Linked DNA regions of Homo sapiens: region 2 is linked to region 1. A link is a loop called in an ENCODE intact Hi-C map of the cell type or tissue named here. Cell type or tissue: dorsolateral prefrontal cortex. All regions are shown on one strand. Links, peaks and the distances in the headings refer to the core of each region. The heading gives the core; the rest is flanking DNA. Region 1 overlaps FN3K (fructosamine 3 kinase). Region 2 overlaps RAB40B (RAB40B, member RAS oncogene family).

Region 1 (11,342 bases), core at 8,843-11,342:
GTTCTGGATGCAGGCCCGGCAGATGTTTGAGGGGGAGGTGGCCAGCCTGGAGGCCCTCAGGAGCACGGGCCTGGTGCGGGTGCCGAGGCCCATGAAGGTCATCGACCTGCCGGGAGGTGGGGCCGCCTTTGTGATGGAGCATTTGAAGATGAAGAGCTTGAGCAGGTGAGTGTGTGTGAGACCCATATGCGCACATGTGTACAGGCAGAGAGAGACTCAGAGACAAACAGAGAGAGACAGAGAAAGGGATAGAGATGGGGAGGGAGACAGAAACAGGGAGAAGCCTGTGGCTGAGCCGTCCACACAACTGCCCGGTTATCAGAGGCAGGGCCAAGAGTTCCACCCTGCCATTCTTAATGGAGATAAAAAGTTACTGCTTTCTGGTATGTGACTGGTTTTCCTAGATAAGTTTGGCTGTAATGAGGCTGCATAAAATATATATATATACACATATATATATATATATATATATTTTTTTTTTTTTTGAAACACAGTCTCGCTCTGTTGCCCAGGCTAGAGTGCAGTGCAGTGGTGCAATCTCGGCTCACTGCAACTTCTGCCCCCAGGGTTCAAATGATTCTCCCACCTCAGCCTCCTGAGTAGCTGGGACTACAGGTGTCCACCACCACACCTGACTAATTTTTGTATTTTTAGTAGAGATGGGGTTTCACCATGTTGGCTGAGTTGGTCTCAAACTTCTGACTTCAAGTGATCCACCCACCTCGGCTTCCCAAAGTGCTGGGATAACAGGCCTGAGCCACCACACCTGCCCAAAATAAGTATATTTGAACCCATCATTTGCTTTGTACTTTATTTTTATTTTATTTTTCCAAGACAGAGTCTTGCTCTGTTTCCCAGGCTGGAGTGCAGTGATGCAATCTTGGCTCACTGCAAACTCCGCCTCCTGGGTTCAAGCAATTCTCTTGTCTCAGCCTCGCGAGTGGCTGGGATTACAGGCACCCCACCACCTCACGCAGCTATTTTTTTTTTTTTTTTTTTTGAGACGGAGTGTCGCTCTGTCACCCAGGCTGGAGTGCAGTGGCGCGATCTTGGCTCATTGCAAACTCTGCCTCCTGGGTTGACGCCATTCTCCTGCCTCAGCCTCCCGAGTAGAAGGGACTACAGGCGCCCGCCACCATGCCCGGCTAATTTTTTGTATTTTTAGTAGAGACGGGGTTTCACCATGTTAGCCAGGATGGTCTCGATCTGCTGACCTCGTGATCTACCCGCCTTGACCTCCCAAAGTGCTGGGATTATAGGCGTGAGCCACCGCGCCCGGCCTAATTTTTGTATTTTTAGTAGCATGTTAGCCAGACTGGTCTCAAACTCCTGACCTCAGTGATCCGCCTGCCTTGGCCTCCCAAAGTGTTGGGATTACAGGTGTGAGCCACCACACCCAGTCCATCTTTTTCTTTTGCTTTTTCTTTCCTTTTTTTTTTGTTTTTTGAGACAGAGTCTTACTCTGTCGCCCAGGCTGGAGTGCAGTGGTGCAGTCTAGGCTCACTGCAAGCTCTGCCTCTTGGGCTCAAATGATTCTTCTGCCTCAGCCTGCAGAGTAGCTGGGACTACAGGTGTACCACCATGCCTGGCTAATTTTTTGTATTTTTAGTAGAGATGGGGTTTCACCATATTGACCAGGCTGGTCTTGAACTCCTGGCCTCATGATCTGCCTGCCTTGGCTTCCCAAAGTCCTGGTACTATAGGCCTGAGCCACTGTGCCACTATGCTTGGCCCTGCATTTTCACTTATCATTACTTTCTCAGCATTCCTCCCTTAATTCCTGGTACCTCCTAAGACTTCTGTTGAAGCTCACTTGGTTAATTCCTGTTTGTGATTACATGATGTTATTTTCTGGAAAGAGTCTTTGCCAGTGCTGGGCGTGGTGGTTCACACCTGTAATCCCAGTATTTTGGAAAGCCGAGGCAGGAGGAGACCCCATCTCTACAAAAAAAAAAAAAAAAAAAAAAAAAGCCAGGAATGGTGGCACAGGCATGTGGTCCCAGCTAGTTGTGAGGCTGAGGTGGAAGGATTGCTTGAGCCCTAGAAGTCAAAGCTGCAGTGAGCCATGATTGTGCCACTGCACTCCAGCCTGGATGACAGAGCAAGGCCTGGCCCCAGAAAAGAAAGAAAAAGCAAAAGAAAGAGTCATTGCCTGGTGTTCACTTTTTACTGTTTGAAGAATGGAGAATAGTTTTCAATGTATTTAAACCTTTCTCAAAATGGAACAAACTGGGTGGTGTTATTTATTATTTGTTATTTTAATTAGCTGCATTTCTTCTTTCCTCAGTCAAGCATCAAAACTTGGAGAGCAGATGGCAGATTTGCATCTTTACAACCAGAAGCTCAGGGAGAAGTTGAAGGAGGAGGAGAACACAGTGGGTATGTTCAGATTGCTTTTGGGTACCCTTGATCCAGCCACATTGTCTACCCTAGATGGGTGCTCATGGTACTTCTTGGTGGCATTTCAATAATAGGTTGAGTTGTATACCGTCTGTCTTTACACTACATTATGAAAATGAGATTATTAAATAAGAATTTTGATGTAGCTGATAAGCTAGTAGAATTGGCACATGATCCCTTTTATACCCAGCCCTCCTGTCTGGTGTGCTTGAGGTAATAATAACCCCTTTTATACCCAGCCCTGCTGTCTAGTGTGCTTGAGGTAGGAGTGTCCTGGCAGATCCATATATTGACTAATTGCTACTGTATGTAGTACATCCTCAGACCACCTATATTCTAGCATGCGTAGCCCAGGCTTGTACTGATGCTCTGCTGAGGTCTGGCATTTAAGAGAAAGACAAACAGCTCCTTCAGGCCAAGGATCTCTGTCAACAGGCCGAAGAGGTGAGGGTGCTGAGCCTCAGTATGTGGACAAGTTCGGCTTCCACACGGTGACGTGCTGCGGCTTCATCCCGCAGGTGAGTGCCTGGGTGAGGGTGTTCCCTGATGCCCTAATGCTGGTCACCCACTCTTTATATGTGACAGAATGCTAATCTCCCAAGCACCAGCAAGATTGACTACTTGATTTCTGAAAGCAGAGTAGAAGCTGTGATACCTGGAATGGGGAGAGCAGACGCTGAGGGTCACTGAGCTGAGCTGGGCAGGGTCATGGGACATGCTGGGGCAGGCAGATCAGCATTCCAAGCAGAGCGAGCCTCAAGTGCAAAGGTTGTGTTGCACAAGGCTCCTGATGAGTCTGAGGGACTGGAGACAGTGGGTGATGGGTAGTGTGCAAAGTCAGGGATTAAGTGCTGATTACTCAGCTCCTCTCCTGAGGCCTTTACAAATTATTATTTATTTAGATACAATTGAAATATAATTCACATAAGATCCACCATTTTAAAGGATTAGAATTAATTGGTTTTTAGTACATTCGTGATGGTGTGCAACCATCACTGCTGTTTAACTCCAGAACATTTTCTTTCTTTTCTTTTCTTTTTTATTTTTTTGAGACGGCATTTTGCCCTTGTTGCCCAGGCTGGAGTGCAATGGCACGATCTCGACCCACCGCAACATCGGCCTCCTGGGTTCAAGCGGTTCTCCTGTCTCAGCCTCTCAAGTAGCTGGGATTACAGGCATGCACCACCACACCCGGCTAATTTTTGTATTTTTAGTAGAGACGGGGTTTCATGTTGACCAGGCTGGTCTCGAACTCCTGACCTCAGGTGATCTGCCCTCCTCGGCCTTCCAAAGTGCTGGGATTACAGGCACGAGCCACCGCGCCTGGACTTAATGTTGTATTTTTAGTAGAGATGGGGTTTCTCCACGTTGGTCAGGCTGGTCTTGAACTCCCAACCTCAGGTGATCCACCCACCTCGGCCTCCCAAAGTGCTGGGATTACAGGTGTGAGCCACCATGCCTGGCCAGAACATTTTCATTATCCTAAAGCAGAACCCATTAGCAGTCACTCCCCATTTCCCCCTTTCCTGGTCCCTGGCAACCTCTAATGTACCTTCTGTCTCTTTGAATTTTCTGGATATGTCATATGAGTGGAAACACATAATATGTGATCTTTTGTATCTTTCATTCAGCATCATGTTTCACAGCTCTTCCATGTTGTAGCAGGTGTTAGAATGTTATTCTTTTATGGCTGAATAATATTCCATTCTATGGCTAGGCCACACGTTTCTTTACATATTCCTTTTTATGGCTGAATAATACTGGAGCCTCTTGAACCATCATCTTTGAAATCTGTGAAGTTCCAAAGAAGACTTTGGACAGCCCAACTGCCCTGTGCTTCTCTTGAAGAAGCCAATATTGGACCATATTTTGGTTTTGTTAGGAACACAGCACCCATTATATAAGAGCTAGTTCAAAGTCACTGCTTCTTGAAGAGAGAATACTTTCAAATCTGTCTCCTTGTCGACGCCCGTCCTGACTAGTTGGGTCCCTGCGAACAATGACCAAGCTCTCCCTGGTGTGGGTAGAGGGTGATTCTCCCAGCTGGAGGTCACCTGGGGCAAGATCCTCATGAAGCCCAAGCAGATTTAGGGTTCCCAGCCAACAGGCAGTCCTCACATCTGGGCTCGCTAGAACTGCACATGGAGCTTACCAGATTTACCGAGACCCCCGAGATCTCAGCCACAGCTGGCTCCCCTGGGGTCACACACCTGTCCGGAGCCAGTGAGCAGCACCCTCTTCACCTGTCCAGGTGAGCACGGCTGGGTGCAGCTTGTGGTCCTGTGGTCCTGCTGTGGATGCTGAGGTCAAGGGCTGCAAGTGGCGGGCTCTACAGGACTTGGCTGGCCCAGCAGAGTGGTGTTTCAAAGAAATGAAGTGAAATCTTACCCAGAGCCCCTGTGTGTGAAGCAGACGAGAAGGGGGCTAGTCTGTTTGGAGCACAGGGAGCCCCTCAATGCCCCTCGGACTCCAGGATCAAGGAACCCACCTCAGATCAGGTGCAGCCTGGCTAGGAAGGGTGAGGCGCCAGGGAGGACACCTGCCCTGCTTCCTGCTTGTTGTGCCTCGGACAGCACCAGGTTCCGGAGGCTTCCCACTCCTTGGGAGGGCTCAATGGGTCCTGGGGGAATGTGTGCTGCAGCCAATGGGGGGCAGTGCTGAGCGGCGGGCTCCTCAGACACCTGGGCACTAAGGCCCCCTGGGGCTGCCAGCTGGGTCGGCTGTGGTGCTTGCCCCATGCTCTGTACACTGCCACATACAGGCACCCTTCTAAGCACTTCACTGAACTCAACTCACCCACTTGCCCTAGCAGGTAACCAGGCAGATAATGTCACTGATCCGTTTTATAGATGAGGAAAGTGACATGCAGAGTTCATGCCTGGGTCCATGGAGCTTGTCAGCGGGGCAGCTGGGCTTCGACCCTCAGTCTGGCTTCAGACCACAGGCCCTGACCATGACGCAGCCCCTCTGTCAGGGGAGGCCTGGTCATTGGGACCAGCTGTGTACCCAGGTGGCACCTTCCCCGGGTAGCTTGGAGGATCACAGCCCCTCTGTTCAGGTGGCAGGACTGGGCTAGCCCAGGCTGGTCGCCTGCTTCCAGCACTAAACCTGGTTGTCTTCTGGAAAGAGTACAGAGCTCAGACGCTGGGAGCTTGGGCAGGCAAATGGGAAATAACGGGAGGCTGCACGGTGCACCTCTGAGCTGGGGATCTGACAGCCAGGCTATGGGGAGGGGCCTTTCCATCCTGCTCTTGAGGTGCACACAGCACCAGAGGGTGAGCCCAGGGGCCGAGTCACCACAGCACCCATGTGCAGGGAGATTCTTGGTGGGGGCCACTGACCAGGGCGGTCCTCCCCGAAGGAGTTTTACAAAATAACCCTTTGTATAAAATCAGCTTCGTATTTTTCTCTACAGAGGTGTAATTTGACATAAATTGCACCCATTTAAAATGTATAATTTGGTACATTTTGATGTTTGTACCTGTGAACCTTTACCACAGTCAAGGTGAGTATACTGATTACCCCCAAAAGGTTCCTCGTGCCCTTCCCTGCCCCTGGGCAACCATTCATTGGTGTTGTCACTGTAGATTAGTTTGCATCTTGTGGAATTTAATATAAATAGAATCATGTGGTATGTCTTCTGTCTGCTTCTCTCATGAAGGGGTGGGTTGCCCCTCCACACCTGTGGGTGTTTCTCGTTAGGTAGAACGAGAGACTTGGAAAAGAAAAAGACACAGAGACAAAGTATAGAGAGAAATAAGGGGACCCAGGGAACTAGCGTTCAGCATATGGAGGATCCCGCCAGCCTCTGAGTTCCCTTAGTATTTATTGATCATTCGTGGGTGTTTCTCCGAGAGGGGGATGTGTCAGGGTCACAAGACAATAGTGGGGAGAGGGTCAGCAGACAAACATGTGAACAAAGGTCTTTGCATCATAGACAAGGTAAAGAATCAAGTGCTGTGCTTTTAGATATGCATACACATAAACATCTCAATGCTTTACAAAGCAGTATTGCTGCCCGCATGTCCCACCTCCAGCCCAAGGCGGTTTTTCCCTATCTCAGTAGATGGAAGGTACAATTGGGTTTTATACCGAGACATTCCATTGCCCAGGGACGGGCAGGAGACAGATGCCTTCCTCTTGTCTCAACTGCAAGAGGCATGCCTTCCTCTTATACTAATCCTCCTCAGTACAGACCCTTTATGGGTGTCGGGCTGGGGGACGGTCAGGTCTTTCCCTTCCTACGAGGCCATATTTCAGACTGTCACATGGGGAGAAACCTTGGACAATACCTGGCTTTCCTAGGCAGAGGTCCCTGCAGCCTTCCACAGTGTTTGTGTCCCTGGGTACTTGAGATTAGGGAGTGGTGATGACTCTTAACGAGTATGCTGCCTTCAAGCATTTGTTTAACAAAGCACATCTTGCACCGCCCTTAATCCATTTAACCCTGAGTTTGACACAGCACACGTTTCAGAGAGCAGGGGGTTGGGGGTAAGGTCATAGATTAACAGAATCTCAAGGCAGAAGAATTTGTCTTAGTACAGAACAAAATGGAGTCTCCTATGTCTACTTCTTTCTACACAGACACAGTAACAATCTGATCTCTCTTGCTTTTCCCCACACTCTCACTCAGCATAATCATGCTGATATTTATCCAAGTCTAAAATCCTTTGATATTCATCCGTGATACACATCCATGTTGCATGTGTCAAAAGCCCATTCCCCTGTACGGATCTAACACAGCCTGTTTATCCATTCACATGTGGATGGATTTCTGGATCATTTCCAGTTTTTGCTCATACAAATAAAGCCGCTGTGAACCTTTGTGTACAAATCTTGGTCTGGACAAATGCTTCCACTTATCTCGGGTAAATACCTAGGAGGGGGATGACTGTGTCATATGGTAGGTCCATATTTAGCTCTTTAAGAAACTACTGGCCGGGTGGGGTGGCTCACACTTGTAATCCCAGCACTTTGGGAGGCTGAGGCGGGTGGATCACAAGGTCAGGAGGTCGAGACCATCATGGCTAACACAGTGAAACCCCGTCTCTACTAAAAAATACAAAAAATTAACAGGGCATGGTGGCGGGCGCCTGTAGTCCCAGCTACTTGGGAGGCTGAGGCAGGAGAATGGCGTGAACTCGGGAGGTGGAGCTTGCAGTGAGCCGAGATCTCGCCACTGCACTCCAGCCTGGGCGACAGAGCAAGACTCCGTCTCAAAAAAAAAAAAAAAAAAACTACCAAACTCTTTTCCAAAGTGGTTGCACCATGTTGCATTCCCACCAGCAGCATATGGGAGTTCCAGTTCCTCCACATCCTTGTCAACACTTGAGATTTTTTGTTTTAAATTACAGCCATCCTAGTGGGCGTGAAATATTATCTCACTGAGGTTCTATTTTGCATTTCCATAATGACTGAAGATGTGGAGCATCTATTCGTGTGCCTGTTTGCTGACAAAATATCTTCTTTGGTGAACCATGTGTTCACTTATTTTGTCCAATTTGTGAATAGGGTTTTTTTTTTATTATTGAGTTTTGAGATTTCTTTGCGTATTTAGGATATGAGTGTTTTACCAGATATATGATTTGCGAATAGTGTCTCCTAGTTTGTTGTTTGTGTATTTTCTTGGAAGCGTCCTTCAGAGGCTGGGCATGGTGGCTCGCGCCTGTAATCCCAGCACTTTCGGAGGCCGAGGTGGGCAGATCACTTGAGGTCAGGAGTTCGAGACCAGCCTGGCCAACATGGTGAAACCCCATCTCTACTAAAAATACCAAAACATTAGCCAGGCATGGTGGCGGGCACCTGTAATTCCAGCTACTCGAAAGGCTGAGGCAGGAGAATTGCTTGAACCCGGGAGGCAGGGAGGTTGCAGTGAGCTGAGATCGTGCCATTGCACTCCACCTGGGCAACAAGAACAAAACTTGGTCTCAAAAAAAAAATTTCCTTATTATCCTTTTTATTGTTGTTGAGATGGAGTTTCACTCTGTTGAGCAGGCTAGAGTGCAGTGGTAAGATCTTGGCTCACTGCAACCCCTGCCTCCTGGGTTCAAGCGATTCTCCTGTCTCAGTCTCCCAAGCAGCTGGGACTACAGGCACCTGCCACCACGCCTGGCTAATTTTTGTATTTTTAGTAGAGATAGAGTTTCACCATCTTGGCCAGGATGGTCTCGAACTCCTGATCTTGTGATCTGCCTGCCTCGGCCTCCCAAAGTGCTGGGATTACAGGTGTGAGCCACCGCGCCTGGCCTCTTGCTTACTTTAGGTTTAATGTGCTCTTTTTCTGGTTGGTTAATGTAGCAGCTGAGGTCATTACTGTGAGATCTTTGCTAACACAGATGTTTAGTGCTACACATTTTCCCCAAGTACTGCTTTAGTGGCATCTCACAAATTATAAGTTGTGTTTTTGCTTTCATTCAATTGAAAACACTTTCTAATTTCCCTTTAGACATCTTTCTTAAACAGATTTTAGAACTGTGTTTAGTTTTAAAATATTTGAGGATTTCCCAGAATTTTTCCTATTGATTTTGTTTTGTTTTGCTTTTCTGAGACGGAGTCTTGCTCTGTCACCAGGCTGGAGTGCAATGGCACAATCTCAGCTCACTGCAACCTCTGCCTCTTGGTTTCAAGAGATTCTCCTGCCTCAGCCTCCCGAGTAGCTGGGACTACAGGCATGCACCATCACGCCCAGCTACTTTTTGTATTTTTAGTAGAAATGGGGTTTCACCATGTTGGTCAGGATGGTTTTGATCTCTTGACCTCGTGATCCACCCACCTCGGCCTCCCAAAGTGTTGGGATTATGGGCGTGAGCCACCAGGCCTGGCCTTCCTATTGATTTCTAATTGAATTTGATTATACTTTGCATGCTTAAATTCTTCTCAATTTATTGAGATCTGTTTGCATGGAGAGAGAAATCCTACTCTATTCCTCTTCTTATAGGCCACTAATCCTATTGGATTAATAATTCACCCTTACGATTTTATTTAACCCTAATTACCTCCTAGAGGCCCTTCCTCCAAATACAGGTATATTAGGGGTTAGGGCTTCAACGTAGGAACGGGGGTGGGCACCATTGAGTCAATAGCAGGATATGGGATTTATCTATTTTTCCTGCAGTTCTTTTACGTATTTTGAAGCTGTGTTATTAGAGGTGTAGGCATTTAGGATTATTATGTTCATTAGTCGACTCCCTTTGTGAAATGACTATATTTGATTTTCTTTGCTTTGAAATCTACTTTGTCTTGTATTAATGTAGCCACTCTAGCTTTCTTTTTTTTTTTCTTTTTTTTTTTGAGATAGAGTTTCACTCTTGTTGCCCAGGCTGGAGTGCAATGGCGCGATCTCGGCTCACTGCACCCTTTGCCTGTGGGTTCAAGCGATTCTCCTACGTCAGCCTCCCAAGTAGCTGGGACTACAGGCCCACGCCACCATGCCCGGCTAATTTTGTATTTTTAGTAGAGATGGAGTTTCCTTATGTTGCCTAGACTGGTCTTTAACTCCTGGGCTCAAGGGATCTGCCCACCTCAGCCTCCCAAAGTGCTGGGAATTGCAGGCGTGAGCCACTGTGCCTGGCCTCCAGCTTTCTTTTGACTAGTGTTAGCATGGTATATCTTTTCTATCCTTTCAAGCTTTTTTTTTTTTTAGTAGATAATGTCTTTTTGCACATAACTTATTGTTGGATTTGCTTTATTTTTCCAACCTGCCAATCTGTCATTTACCAAGAGTATTTATTTTTGACATTCGTATTTAATGTGCTTAGTCATATAGTTTTGAGTCTGTCATCTTGCAATTTGTTTTTTGTTTCATCTGCCCTTTGTTCTCTCTTTACCTGCCTTCCTCTGGGTTGAGTATTTTATGTTTCTGTCTTACCTCCTTTGTTGGCTTACTAGGTATCTTTGCTGGGTTTTGAATGGTCCCTCTAGGGTTTAGGCAGCACTTGGCTCCGAATTGCAACAGTGGCCTCTTTTCCCTTGTTGTCCAGGTGAATGAGTGGCAGGATGACTGGCCGACCTTTTTCGCCCGGCACCGGCTCCAGGCGCAGCTGGACCTCATTGAGAAGGACTATGCTGACCGAGAGGCACGAGAACTCTGGTCCCGGCTACAGGTGGGCACGGCAGTGACTTCTCTGGGAAAGAGCTGGTCCTCTCATGATCCCGCCGCATTTGTGCGGGTTCATCTGTAAAACGGAGCTGGAGCAGGGAACACTGAGTCCTGGAGCACACATCAGGGAGGAAGGGGGGCAGGGGCGGGGGTTCCCCCAAAAGGGAGTCCGAAAGGAGTGAGGAGTGAAGACACACTTGGCTCCTCGTGCCCCTCTCCACTGCTAGGTCACCAGGTATTTAGCCTCAGACTTTCCTCATGTGAAACACAGGTGCTTGTAAATGGTGGTGTTTACCATGATTACTGTTCTTACTATCAGTAACACTTGTCCACTCCATCGTGTTCCTCTCCCATGGGAAGATGTGGGTACCAGATGATCCAGAATGACTGATTTCAAAACATAACTCTCGGCCGGGCACAGTGGTTCACGCCTGTAATCGCAGCATTTGGGAGGCCTAGGTGGGCAGATCACTTGAGGTCAGGAGTTTGAGACCAGCCTGGCCAACATGGTGAAACCCTGTCTGTACTAAAAATGCAAAAATTAACCGTGCATGGTGGTGCATGCCTGTAATCCCAGCTACTCAGGAGGCTGAGGCAGGAGAATCACTTGAACCCGGGAGGCGGAGGCTGCAGTGAGGGGAGATTGCACCATTGCACTCCAGCCTGGACGACAGAGTGAGATCCTGTATCAAAAAGAAAAAAAATCAAAATATAACTCTCAAAATGTTAAAAAAGAATGTGCATGTCAATCCAGAGTGAGTATACATCAAAGAGACTTGAACTCATTAATGAAGAAACTAGGCTGGGCACGGTGGCTCAAGCCTGTAATCCTAGCACTTTGGGA
Region 2 (11,342 bases), core at 4,305-6,804, 57 kb before region 1:
GGCAGGTCCTAGGGGCCCCTCCAGGGCCCTAGCCAACAGGAACCAACAGGGCCAGGGGCTCCAGTGCTGAAGCTCCAAGAAGAGGGGACCCACAGGGTCCCTGGGTGCCCAGCTCTTCCTTCATGAGAACGAAACTGTCCTTTCGGGTTTCACCATCTATCTATACTGGGTTGAAGTGTCCCCCAAAGGCTCACATTCACCCAGAACTTCAGAATGTGACCTGATTCGGAAACAGGATCTCTTCTTCTTCTTCTTTTTTTTTTTTTTTGAGACGGAGTCTCGCCCTGTCACCCAGGCTGGAGTGCGATGGTGCGATCTCAGCTCACTGCAACCTCCACCTCCTGGATTCAAACGATTCTCCTACCTCAGCCTCCCAAGTAGCTGGGATTACAGGTGCCCGCCACCACACCCAGCTAATTTTTGTATTTTTAGTAGAGACGGGGTTTCACCATGTTGGCCAGGCTGGTCTCAAACTGCTGAACTCGTGATCTGCCCGCCTTGGCCTCCCAAAGTGCTGGGATTACAGGCGTGAGCCACCGCACCCAGCCTTCTTTTTTTTTTTTTTTTTTGAGACAAAGTCTCACTCTGTCATCCAGGCTGGAGGCTGGAGTGCAGTGGCACGATCTCAGCTCACTGAAACCTCCGCTTCCGGGGTTCAAGTGATTCTCCTGCCTCAGCCTCCTAAGCAGCTGAGATAACAGGCACCTGCCACCACGCCCAGCTAATTTTTGTATTTTTAGTAGAGATGGGATTTCCCCATGTTGGCCAGGCTGGTCTCGAACTCCTGACCTCAAGTGATCCACCTGCCTCGGCCTCCCAAAGTGATGGGATTATAGGCATGAGCCACCGCGCCCGGCCAAGGGTCTTTTCAGATGTAATCAAGTTAAGATGAGGTCATACTGAGTTAGGTGGGCCCTAAATCCAATGGCTAGTGTTCTTATAAGCACAGAGAGATTTGGGGACACAGACACCCAGGAGAGAAGGCTGTGTGACGACAGACAGCAGGGACTGGAACGGTGCTGCCACAGGCCACAGAACGCCGAGGGCTGCCAGCAGCACCCCAGAAGTCAGGGGAGTCAGGAAGGGTCCCCGCTTAGAGCCTGCCAAGGGAGCGTGGCCCAGGCAACACCTTCATTCTGGGCTTCTGGTCTCTAGAACTGTGAGAGAATAAATCTCTGTTTCAATTTGTCCAAAAGCCCCTTCACTCAGCAGCTCTTTTCCATTAGTCACAGCAGCCCATCCAAAAGCCACTTCACTCAGCAGCTCTGGAGCCCCCCACCTTCCTCCACGTTCCTCCCGTCCAGTGCTGGGGGGAAGGATGCTCAGAGCTCAGGGGCATGGAAGACCCTCCCATCCAGTGCTGGGGCGAAGGGTGCTCAGAGGTCAAGGGCATGGAAGACCCTCCCGTCCAGTGCTGGGGGGAAGGAGGCTCAGAGCTCAGGGGTATCAAAGACCCTCCTGTCCAGTGCTGGGGGGAAGGGTGCTCAGAGGTCAAGGGCATGGAAGACTCTTGTCTGTGGGCCCCCCCACACCCCCGATGATGCCCAGATCTGATGACGCTGGCCTCTATGTCTCTCCAAAGTCAAACCAACACGACGCAATTTGAACCCGTGAGTGTACCACAGTGTTCTCTCCTCAAACATACGTGGCCTCCTGAGCTGGAAGAAACAGACTTTATTTCCAGATGAATTTTATTAATCTAAGAGAAAATTTCATACTCTTCATACTTATCTATTTACTCTTTCCTATTAAGATAATAACTTCTGGCCTTATGTATTAGGGTCACTAAAGTTTAATATGTATATTTATGCCTCTGTAAACTTGTTTTTGCTTTTATTTTTAGTCAAACAAAATGCCAGTCCTATCACGAGTCACAAATATAAATAACACACCAGTTGATTCAAATTCAGGAGCAAACTTTGCTGAGTCACATTAGGGGGAGGGTAATTAATTAATTATTAGCTGCAAGAAGTTGAGATACGTAACCCACATAAAGTAAAAACAGCCTGAGGCTCATTCCTAGCTGAGAAAACCCCAAGATCTGTTACAATGGCCTCGTTGTTCTCCACTGACAGCTTTCTGGGGCTCTCTCTCCAGGACATGGCCGCCAGCTTCTGTGAGAGGTGCTGGCATCCTCGGAGAGACTGAGAAGTCAAGCACAGGGTTCCTGGAAAACCAGCCCTCCTGACTGGCTGCCGATCATGCAGGGCAGGTGCCTTCAAGACTTTACGCCCCCAGCCAGGCGCGGTGGCTCATGTCTGCAATCTCAACACTTTGGGAAGCTGAGGCAGGAGGATCGCTTGAGCCCAGAAATTCAAGACAAGCCTGGGCGGCATAGCAAGACCCTCTCTCTACTAAAAATAAAATAATTAGCCGGGCATGGTGGCATGCACCTATAGTCCCAGCCAACTGGGGGGCTGAGGTGAGAGGACTGTTTGAGCCCAGGAGGTCAAAGCTCCATTAAGCTGTGATCGCACCACTGCACTCCAGCCTGGGCAATAAGCCAGACCCGGTTTCAAAAAAGACTTTACATCCCTGAAAGTTTTCATTTCATGGTGCTGAGCGTCCATCAGTCCATCCTTCTCTCTGCCAGCCGGGGCCCAAAACACACTAAGTCACCATCACGCCCAGCTAATTTTTAAACTTTCTGTAGAGACGAGGTTTCCCTATATTTCCTAGGCTGGTCTGAACTCCTGAGCTCAAGCGATCCCAAAGTGCTGGGATTACAGGTGTGAGCCACCATGCCTGGCCCTCATGACCACTTTTAAAAATTGTTTTGGGCCGGGCACGGTAGCTCACGCCTGTAATCCCAGCACTTTGGGAGTCCGAGGCGGGTAGATCACGAGGTCAGGAGTTCGAGACCAGCCTGACCAACATGGTGAAACCCCATCTCTATTAAAAATACCAAAAAATTAGCCAGGCGTGGAGGCAGGCGCCTGTAATCCCAGCTACTCAGGAGGCTTGAGGCAGGAGAAGTGCTTGAAGCCGGGAGGCGGAGGGTGCAGTGAGCTAAGAACACGCCACAGCACTCCAGCTGGGTGACAAAGCGAGACTCCGTCTCAAAAATACATAAATAAATAAACAAATAGTTTTGTTTGGGCCGGGCGTGGTGGCTCACGCCTGTAATCCCAGCACTTTGGGAGGCTGAGGCAGGTGGATCACCTGAGGTCAGGAGTTCGAGACCAGCCTGGCCAACATAGTGAAACCCCGTCTTTACTAAAAATACAAAAATTAGCCGGGCATGGTGGTGCATGCCTGTAATCCCAGCTACTCAGGACACTGAGGCAGGAAAATTGCTTGAACCCAGGAAGCAGAGGTTGCAGTGAGCCAAGATCGCACCACTGCACTCCAGCCTGAGCAACAGAGTAAGACTCTGTCTCAAAAAAAATTTAAAAATTGTTTTGTTTGATAAAGTCTAGATCTCTAATATTTTTATGCCCAAGCCCTTTGGATGCTGTTGTTCTTTTCAGGTTTTGTGTATATAGAGCTAATTAAGCTGAAGAATCCTGGGAATAAAGTTTAAAATAAAGGTTAAAAACATCTCTGAATGTGAACAGTACCCACAGCCAGCACATACCAGCTGATTCCACTGTTGCCTCTGACGCCCCTTGCCACTGTCTTCACTCCAAATGCACCCAGCGCGGAGCAGCCTGCACTCCTGGGGCAGGAGGAGCAGTGAGCAGGTGCGGCTGGCAGGATGAGGCAGGACTGCGGGTCTGCCTGCTCCAGCTGCGTCCACTCTGCACCACGGTGGTGCCTGGTGCCAGGCTGGTGGACAGGCTGGTGACAGGGGACTCAGGGGCGATGGGTGGGCCTCCAGCCCCCAGAGCTGACCCTCTCTCTGCCTGGAGAAACCTGGCTGGCTTGCTTTGAGCCTCTCCCAGCCTGTCACTGGAAATCAGGTTCACCTGGGGCTGGGGTTACAGAAGTAACAGGTCAAGCTAAAGGATGGTCATCAGGGCGGGGAGAGGACCCTGCAGGACACAGGCGAGGTGGGGCCGAATTGAGGGCTTCTAATGGCAAAACTTGATACAATGCAATGGTGTTATTTTCAAATGCATAGAGACATTTAATGTATTTTAAAAATTAATTTTCTCACAAGTGGTACCGCAGGAGGTAAAGAAGTAGAAAACTGGCCGGGCACGTGGCTCACACCTGTAATCCCAGCACTTTCGGAGGCCAAGGCGGGTGGATCACGAGGTCAGGAGTTCAAGATCAGCCTGGCCAAGATGGTGAAACCCCGTCTCCACTAAAACTACAAAAAATTAGCTGGACGTGATGGTGGGCACCTGTAATCCGAGCTACTCAGGAGGCTGAGGCAGAGAATTGCTTGGACCCAGGAGGCGGAGGTTGCAGTGAACCGAGATCGTGCCACTGCACTCCAGCCTGGGTGACAGAGCAAAACTTCATCTCAAAAAAAAAAAAAAAGAAGTAGAAAACCATCATCTCCTCCTTAAGGACTGCACTATAAAGAAGCAGGATAAAATATGATTTGACTTTCAGTTCAAACTTGAAAGTGATGACTTTATAAATCGTGTTTTATATCTCGAGGTGGTTGCCAAGGGAAACCAGAAGAGTAGCTGTATTAATCAGCAAATCCACCTCTGTCTGAAGAATCAGAGGGAGCATGGAGTGTGCATGTGTGTCCAGGGGAAGATCTGCAGAATTGGAGGGAGCACGGAGTGTGCACACGTGTTCTCGGGGAGCAGAGAGTGTGTTTGTGTGTCCAGGGGAAGATCTGCAGAATTGGAGGGAGACGGAGTGTGCATGTGTGTTCCTGGGAGCAGAGAGTGTGTACGTGTGTCCAGGGGGAGATCTGCAGAATTGGAAGGAGCATGGAGTGTGCACATGTGTTCTCAGGGAGCAGAGAGTGTGCACGTGTGTCCAGGAGAAGATCTGCAGAATTGGAGGGAGCATGGAGTGTGCACGTGTGTTGCCGGGGAGCAGAGAGTGTGCACGTGTGTCCAGGAGAAGATCTGCAGAATTGGAGGGAGCATGGAGTGTGCACGTGTGTTGCCGGGGAGCAGAGAGTGTGCACGTGTGTCCAGGGGAAGATCTGCAGAATTGGAGGGAGCATGGAGTGTGCACATGTGTTCCCGGGGAGCAGAGAGTGTGCACGTGTGTGCAGGGGAAGATCTGCAGAATTGGAGGGAGATGGAGTGTGCATGTGTGTTCCTGGGGAACAGAGAGTGTGCACGTGTGTCCAGGGGAAGATCTGCAGAATTGGAGGGAGATGAAGTGTGCATGTGTGTTCCTGGGGAACAGAGAGTGTGCACGTGTGTCCAGGGGAAGATCTGCAGAATTGGAGAGAGACGGAGTGTGCACGTTTGCCCCGGGGGAGCATGGAGTGGGCACGCATGTCCCAGGGGAACATCTGTCCAAGGCAAAGAGGAAGGAGCAAACCCCAGCAACTGTGTCACTTTCCATAACGGAGGCTCTGATGCTCGTCTCCGGGAAGAAAAGCTCCCTCAGTGGAGCCTTCTCCCAACATTAAACATTGGAAACAGAGGGGAGGGCCAGGCCCTGCACCTGCACCCCGGTGTGTCCACGCACCGTGTAGTCTTGAGGGAGTGGCTCAGCCTCTCTGGGCCTCACAATATAACCTCTCTCAAGATGATTCCCCCTCTCAGTAAGTGAGGGTTATTATTATTAGCTCTTAGCAAAAATGAAACAAAGAAAGAACAATGGGACTTTTATGCTGGGAAAAGGACACTGAAGAAACAGCCAGGAGAAAGGATTGGAGAAGACAATGAGGCCCTCATGCTGGGGAAAAGGGTGGGAGGCAAGAGGTGGTGGCATCTGGTGTAGTTAATCCACCCCCCTCCCTGTCACCAATAAACATGTGCAAAAGGCCGGGCGCGGTGGCTCACGCCTGTAATCCCAGCTACTCGGGAGGCCCAGGCAGGCGGATTGCCTGAGGTCAGGAGTTCGAGACCAGCCTGACCAACATGGTGAAACCCCCATCTCTACTAAAAATACAAAAATTAGCCGGGCATGGTACACCTGTAATCCCAGCTACTCGGGGGGCTGAGGCAGGAGAATCACTTGAACCCAGGAGGCAGAGGTTGCAGTGAGCCGATGTGGCACCATTGCACTCCAGCCTGGGCGACAGAGCGAGACTCCATCTCAAAAAACAACAACAAAAAAATGGGCAAAAGGCAGAAAACTCAGCACTCAGAGAAGGGACACAATCTGGTGTTGGAAGCACCAGCTGGGGTGGCGGAAAGGCAGGGCCCTGCTGTGCCCCGACCATATCCTGGGCCAGCCTGGTGACGCCTTCCTTCTACCCCTGCCTGGAGAGAAATGGAACTTCCGAGGGGAAAGAGCGTGAACCGGGGACCCAGCTGCCAGACGGAAATGGGGTCCAGGCCACCAGGAACCAGGGGTACCAGCGTGTGTGAGGTGTGTTGCAGAACAGAAGACACTTCCCTGGGTAACCAGCAGAGCAGTGGGGCCCGCACGGTCCGTGGGCTGAGGTGACAGGCAGAGCAGTGGGGCCCGCACGGTCCGTGGGCTGAGGTGACAGGCAGAGCAGTGGGGCCCGCACGGTCCGTGGGCTGAGGTGACAGGCAGAGCAGTGGGGCCCGCACGGTCCGTGGGCTGAGGTGACAGGCAGAGCAGTGGGGCCCGCACGGTCCGTGGGCTGAGGTGACAGGCAGAGCAGTGGGGCCCGCACGGTCCGTGGGCTGAGGTGACAGGCAGAGCAGTGGGGTCCACATAGTCTGTGGAGTCAAGTTGCCGACAGGGTCCAAGATCCAAGAACTCTGCCCTGCAACTACAGACCGAGAGGAAGACAAACGCCCAGGAGGGAGAATCCAGGCCTCGCTGACCGTATCGGAGCAAAGGGAACACCTGGGCACAGCTGCCTGAGCAAGGACAAGATGCATCTGACTGCCCTGGCCAGCACAGGGCATGCCCATCCACAGAAGACAGAGTCTGACCCGGGGCACACACACAAGAGACAGGCGGGCCAACGGTGCAGACCCAGACCCACAGGCGGGCTCTCAGCTGGGACAACGGTGGCCGTGCGATGCGGGGTGGGGGTGGGGGGCATCCGACTGAAAAAAGTGTGTCTCGATCCCTGCCTCAGGCCTCACCCCAGCTGGAGGCAGCCATTCATGTCAAAGGTAAAACGATGCTTGTAGAGAACATTTTTTTTTTAAATCTGGGAGCAGCAAAGGTTTGTTCAACAGGACCCAAAGTCCTAACCACAAAACACTGATAATTTGGATTATGTTAAAATTAAGAGCTTCTGTTCATCCAAAAATACCACTGAAGGAGTGGAAAGGTGACGTGCAGATGAGAGTGGCTATCCAGGATCACACAGCCGACAAAGGACTCACAGCCAGAATCTATATTTTAAACACTCCTAGCAAGCATTGAAAGAAATTCAACCTAAATGAAAAAACAGACATAAGACTTGGGCATTTTTCTTCTTTCTGTTTCTATTTTTTTTCTTTTTTTTTGGAGACAGAGTCCCACTCTGTTGCCCAGGCTGGTGTGCAGTGGTGCGATCTCAGCTCACTGCAACCTCCGCCTCCCGGGTTCAAGTGCTTCTCCTGCCTCAGTCTCCCGAGTAGCTGGGAATACAGGTGCCCGCCACCACACCTGGCTAATTTTTTTTTGTATTTTTAGTAGAGATGGGGTTTCACCAAGTTAGCCAGGCTGGTCTCGAACTCTTGACCTCTGGTGATCCATCCGCCTCGGCCTCTGAAAGTGCTGGGATTGCAGACGTGAGCCACCAGGCCCGGCCGACTTGGGCATTTTTCCAAAGAGGAATTTCGCATAGACGTATGAAAAGGTGCTCAGTCATCAGAGAAATGCAAAGGCAAACTACACACCACAGAAGGACAGAGACAGCCCCGTGCTGAGAGGGAAGATGATGCAGCCGGGGCCTCCAGCTTTGCTGGTGGGAGCACCAAGTGAAAAATGCTTTGCGAGAATCTACTACAGGGAAACCTGTGCAGACATTTGCGTGCCTGATACCCAGCGATTCACACGCATAGGGACCTTTCAACAGAAATGCAAAGGATGTGTACTAGGAATGTTCATGGCAGAACAAACCATAATAGTCAGAAACCTGAAACCACCCAAATGCCCGTCACCCGCAGGATGGAGAATAAATCACGGTAGAGTCACAAAAGGGATGTCACCACCATGAGAATTAACACCCCACAGCCTCACACAACATGGGAGAGTCTCTTTCACATAACGGGGGCCAGAGACACAGTCACAGAAGTGCACATTGGCCAGGCGCAGTGGCTCACGCCTGTAATTCCAGCACTTTGGGAGGCCGAGGCGGGCAGATCACCTTAGGCCCGGAGTTCCAGACCATCCTGGCTAACAAAGTGAAACCCCGTCTCTACTAAAAATACAAAAATTAGCCAGGCGTGGTGGCGCACACCTGTAGTCCCAGCTACTCAGGAGGCTGAGACAGGAAAATCGCTTGAACCTGGGAGGCAGAGGTTGCAGTGAGCTGAGATCGTGCCACTGCACTCCAGCCTGGGCAACAGAGCGAGACTCCATCTCAAAAAAAAAAAAAAAAAAAAGGAAAACTCCAAAACTAAGAGAAAATTAGGAGACAAAAATAACATCTTTACTGAACTAATCAATAAGTTAGAAACAGCTAGAACAGTTTACTGAAATCAAAATTACCAACAAATAGGAAAGGCATAAGATAATCAGAAAAATTCAGGCCGCGCACTGTGGCTCACACCTGTAATCCCAGCACTTTGGGAGGCTGAGCTAAGCAGATCACCTGAGGTTAGGGGTTCGAGACCACCCTGGCCAACATGGAAACCCCGTCTCTACTAAAAATACAAAAACAAATTGGCCCAGTGTGGTGGCAGGCACCTGTAATCCCAGCTACCTGGGAGGTTGAAGCAGGCGAATCACTTGAACCTGGGAGGTGGAGGTTGCAGTGAGGTGAGATCACACCACTGCACTCCAACCTGGGCAACAGATTGAGACTACATCTAAGAAAAAAAAAATACATACACACACACATACACACACACACCTGGAAACTCAAAGAGTACGTTCATACTAAAAGTTTAACACAAACATTCAACTCTGAGACATGGTCTGGTTAAGCAGAAGAACTATGAGACAAAAAGAAAGAATTCCTCAGAAATTCATGAAGGGAAGGACAAGCCTCCACATGGGGAAAAATCAGCTGACCTCAGGCTTCCCCACAGCACATGTGAGCCAGGGGATGGTGGAATGACAGCTGCAAAGTGTTGGGGAAGAAAATAAATCTAAGAGTATTATACCCAGCCAAGATATCTCTACATTGTTCAAAGATAAAGACCATGGGCAGACATTCTCAGACACAAAAAAACACTCAGGAAATACTCGAGTCCTTCTGAAAAAACGACTGATAATGAAATCTAGGTGATTAAGAGGGACAGCACAATGAACAGAGACATAAATGGTAAAAGGACTTTGGTGAGCACTGACTGTATTTAAATGTTGAATTGATACTAAATCATTGCGGGCACTACAGCCACAATACAGAAGCAAGGGCTATAAACCTGGACAATATAAAAATAACAGCCTGGGCTACAAAACTCAGGAGGAATTGGGTGGAGGGAAATGGAGTGTGGAGTTACGAACGCCCTCATCTTTCTTTCTTTCTTTCTTTCTTTTTTTTTTTTCGAGACAAAATCTCACTCTGTCGCTGGGCTGGAGTGCAATGGTGTGATCTCAGCTCACTTCACCCTCCACCTCCTGGGTTCCAGCGATTCTCCTGCCTCAGCCTCCCAAGTAGCTGGGATTACAGGCACGCGGCACCACGCCCAGCTAATTTTTGTATTTTTAGTAGAGATAGGGTTTCACCATGTTGACCAGGCTGGTCTCAAACTCCTGACCTCATGACCCGCCCACCTTGGCCTCCCCAAGTGCTGGGATTACAGCTGTGAGCCACTGCGCCCGGCTGCCCTCACCTTTCAATAACAAGCACCTATAGTGTTTCTCAGCGAAACATGTCATTAAAAAAAAAAAAAAACATGGCCAGGTGCTGTGGCTCAGGCCTATAATCTCAGCATTTGAGGAGGCCAAAAAAGGAGGATGGCTTGAACCCAGGAGGGTCAAGGCTGCAGTGATCTGCAATCACACCACTGCACTCCAGCCTGGGCGGCAGAGAAGACCCTGTCTCTGAAAAAATAAAAAACAAAACATAATGATCTCAACTTCTTACTATTTTTCAGAATATCTTTTCTTAACTCTAAAACAAATATTTGGTAAATCAAAAACCTGCAAGGGTACACCCGTGATATCAGTTTTTTCTACAGCAGCTCAGGCCAAGTAGACAATAAAGCTCTTGATGGGATTTTTTTTTTAAGACAGAATTTCGCTCTTGTTGCCCAGGCTGGAGTACAATGGTGCGATCTCTGCAACCTCCGCCTCCCGGGTTCAAGCAATTCTCCTGCCTCAGCCTCCCGAGTAGCTGGGATTACAGACATGTGACACCATGCTCGGCTAATTTTTGTATTTATAGTAGAGACAGGGTTTCTCCATGTTGATCAGGCTGGTCTCGAACCCCTGACCTCAGGTGATCCGCCCGCCTTGGCCTCCCAAAGCCGGGATTACAGGTGTGAGCCACCGCCCCCGGCCCGGTGGGAGGTGTATTTTTAGCCTAAATCCTCCCTCCGTGTCAAGGGAAAGCCTTTATTACAAAGCATTGGACCATTGTTTTGGTTCGTCCTCAGTTCGGCATGTAGCAACCAAAAGTCACGCAGCAGAAGCATCCCCGAGCCTCCATTCAAACCAACCAGAAGGAAGTTTCACAAACATTCTGTGCGTGACCCTTCTCACACACGCCCCACGGCACTCACCTTCAATCAAACTCAACACTGTCAACCGTCTGCTCCCCCAAAACACGCACAGCTCTTAAAGCGCCATATTCGTCTGGGCGTACACGTTGTTGGGTGCTTTATTCCTGTAGCTCTGGTAGGGTTCATCCCTCACTGAGCCCAGACCCCGAGGGCACAGTGCAGACAAAGCCCTGTCCTCCAGGCGCTCAATCTCCAGCCCTGTCCTCCAGGCGCTCAATCTCCAGCCCTGTCCTCCAGGCGCTCAATCTCCAGCCCTGTCCTCCAGGCGCTCAATCTCCAGCCCTGTCCTCCAGGCGCTCAATCTCCAGCCCTGTCCTCCAGGCGCTCAATCTCCAGCCCTGTCCTCCAGGCGCTCAATCTCCAGCCCTGTCCTCCAGGCGCTCAATCTCCAGCCCTGTCCTCCAGGCGCTCAATCTCCAGGGCAGCGCTGGCCCTCGGACTTTGCCACAGCGACATCCGAACTATCTAGAAATGTGACGAATGGAAGCTTTTTGTTTTCTTTCCTTC

What was found. Hi-C counts contacts between places; a loop is a spot of excess contacts. Peaks named below come from ENCODE experiments on the same cell type or tissue, not always from the same donor. Only the 100,000 strongest peaks of a DNase experiment are listed, where the experiment ranks them.
Region 2: it touches region 1 in a loop (15-fold over the local background); 22 of 110 quality-filtered maps call a loop at or near these places.

What each region holds. Positions count from the first base shown.
Region 1 is chr17:82,738,476-82,749,817 of GRCh38, forward strand. FN3K (fructosamine 3 kinase) reads left to right here. Exons shown (of 6, transcript NM_022158.4): 2 at 14-165; 3 at 2,288-2,379; 4 at 2,836-2,918; 5 at 10,380-10,502. Among named protein-coding and RNA genes, the nearest start is that of TBCD, 7.9 kb to the right of the region's middle. RefSeq lists an enhancer at 5,158-5,794. In dorsolateral prefrontal cortex, for the core only: no CTCF peak of the experiment used is centred there; no DNase peak of the experiment used is centred there.
Region 2 is chr17:82,685,554-82,696,895 of GRCh38, forward strand. All of the region lies in intron 1 of RAB40B (RAB40B, member RAS oncogene family), which reads right to left. Among named protein-coding and RNA genes, the nearest start is that of RAB40B, 7.5 kb to the right of the region's middle. In dorsolateral prefrontal cortex, for the core only: no CTCF peak of the experiment used is centred there; a DNase peak (open chromatin) is centred at 5,818; H3K4me3 peaks cover 1,885 bases; H3K27ac peaks cover 2,500 bases.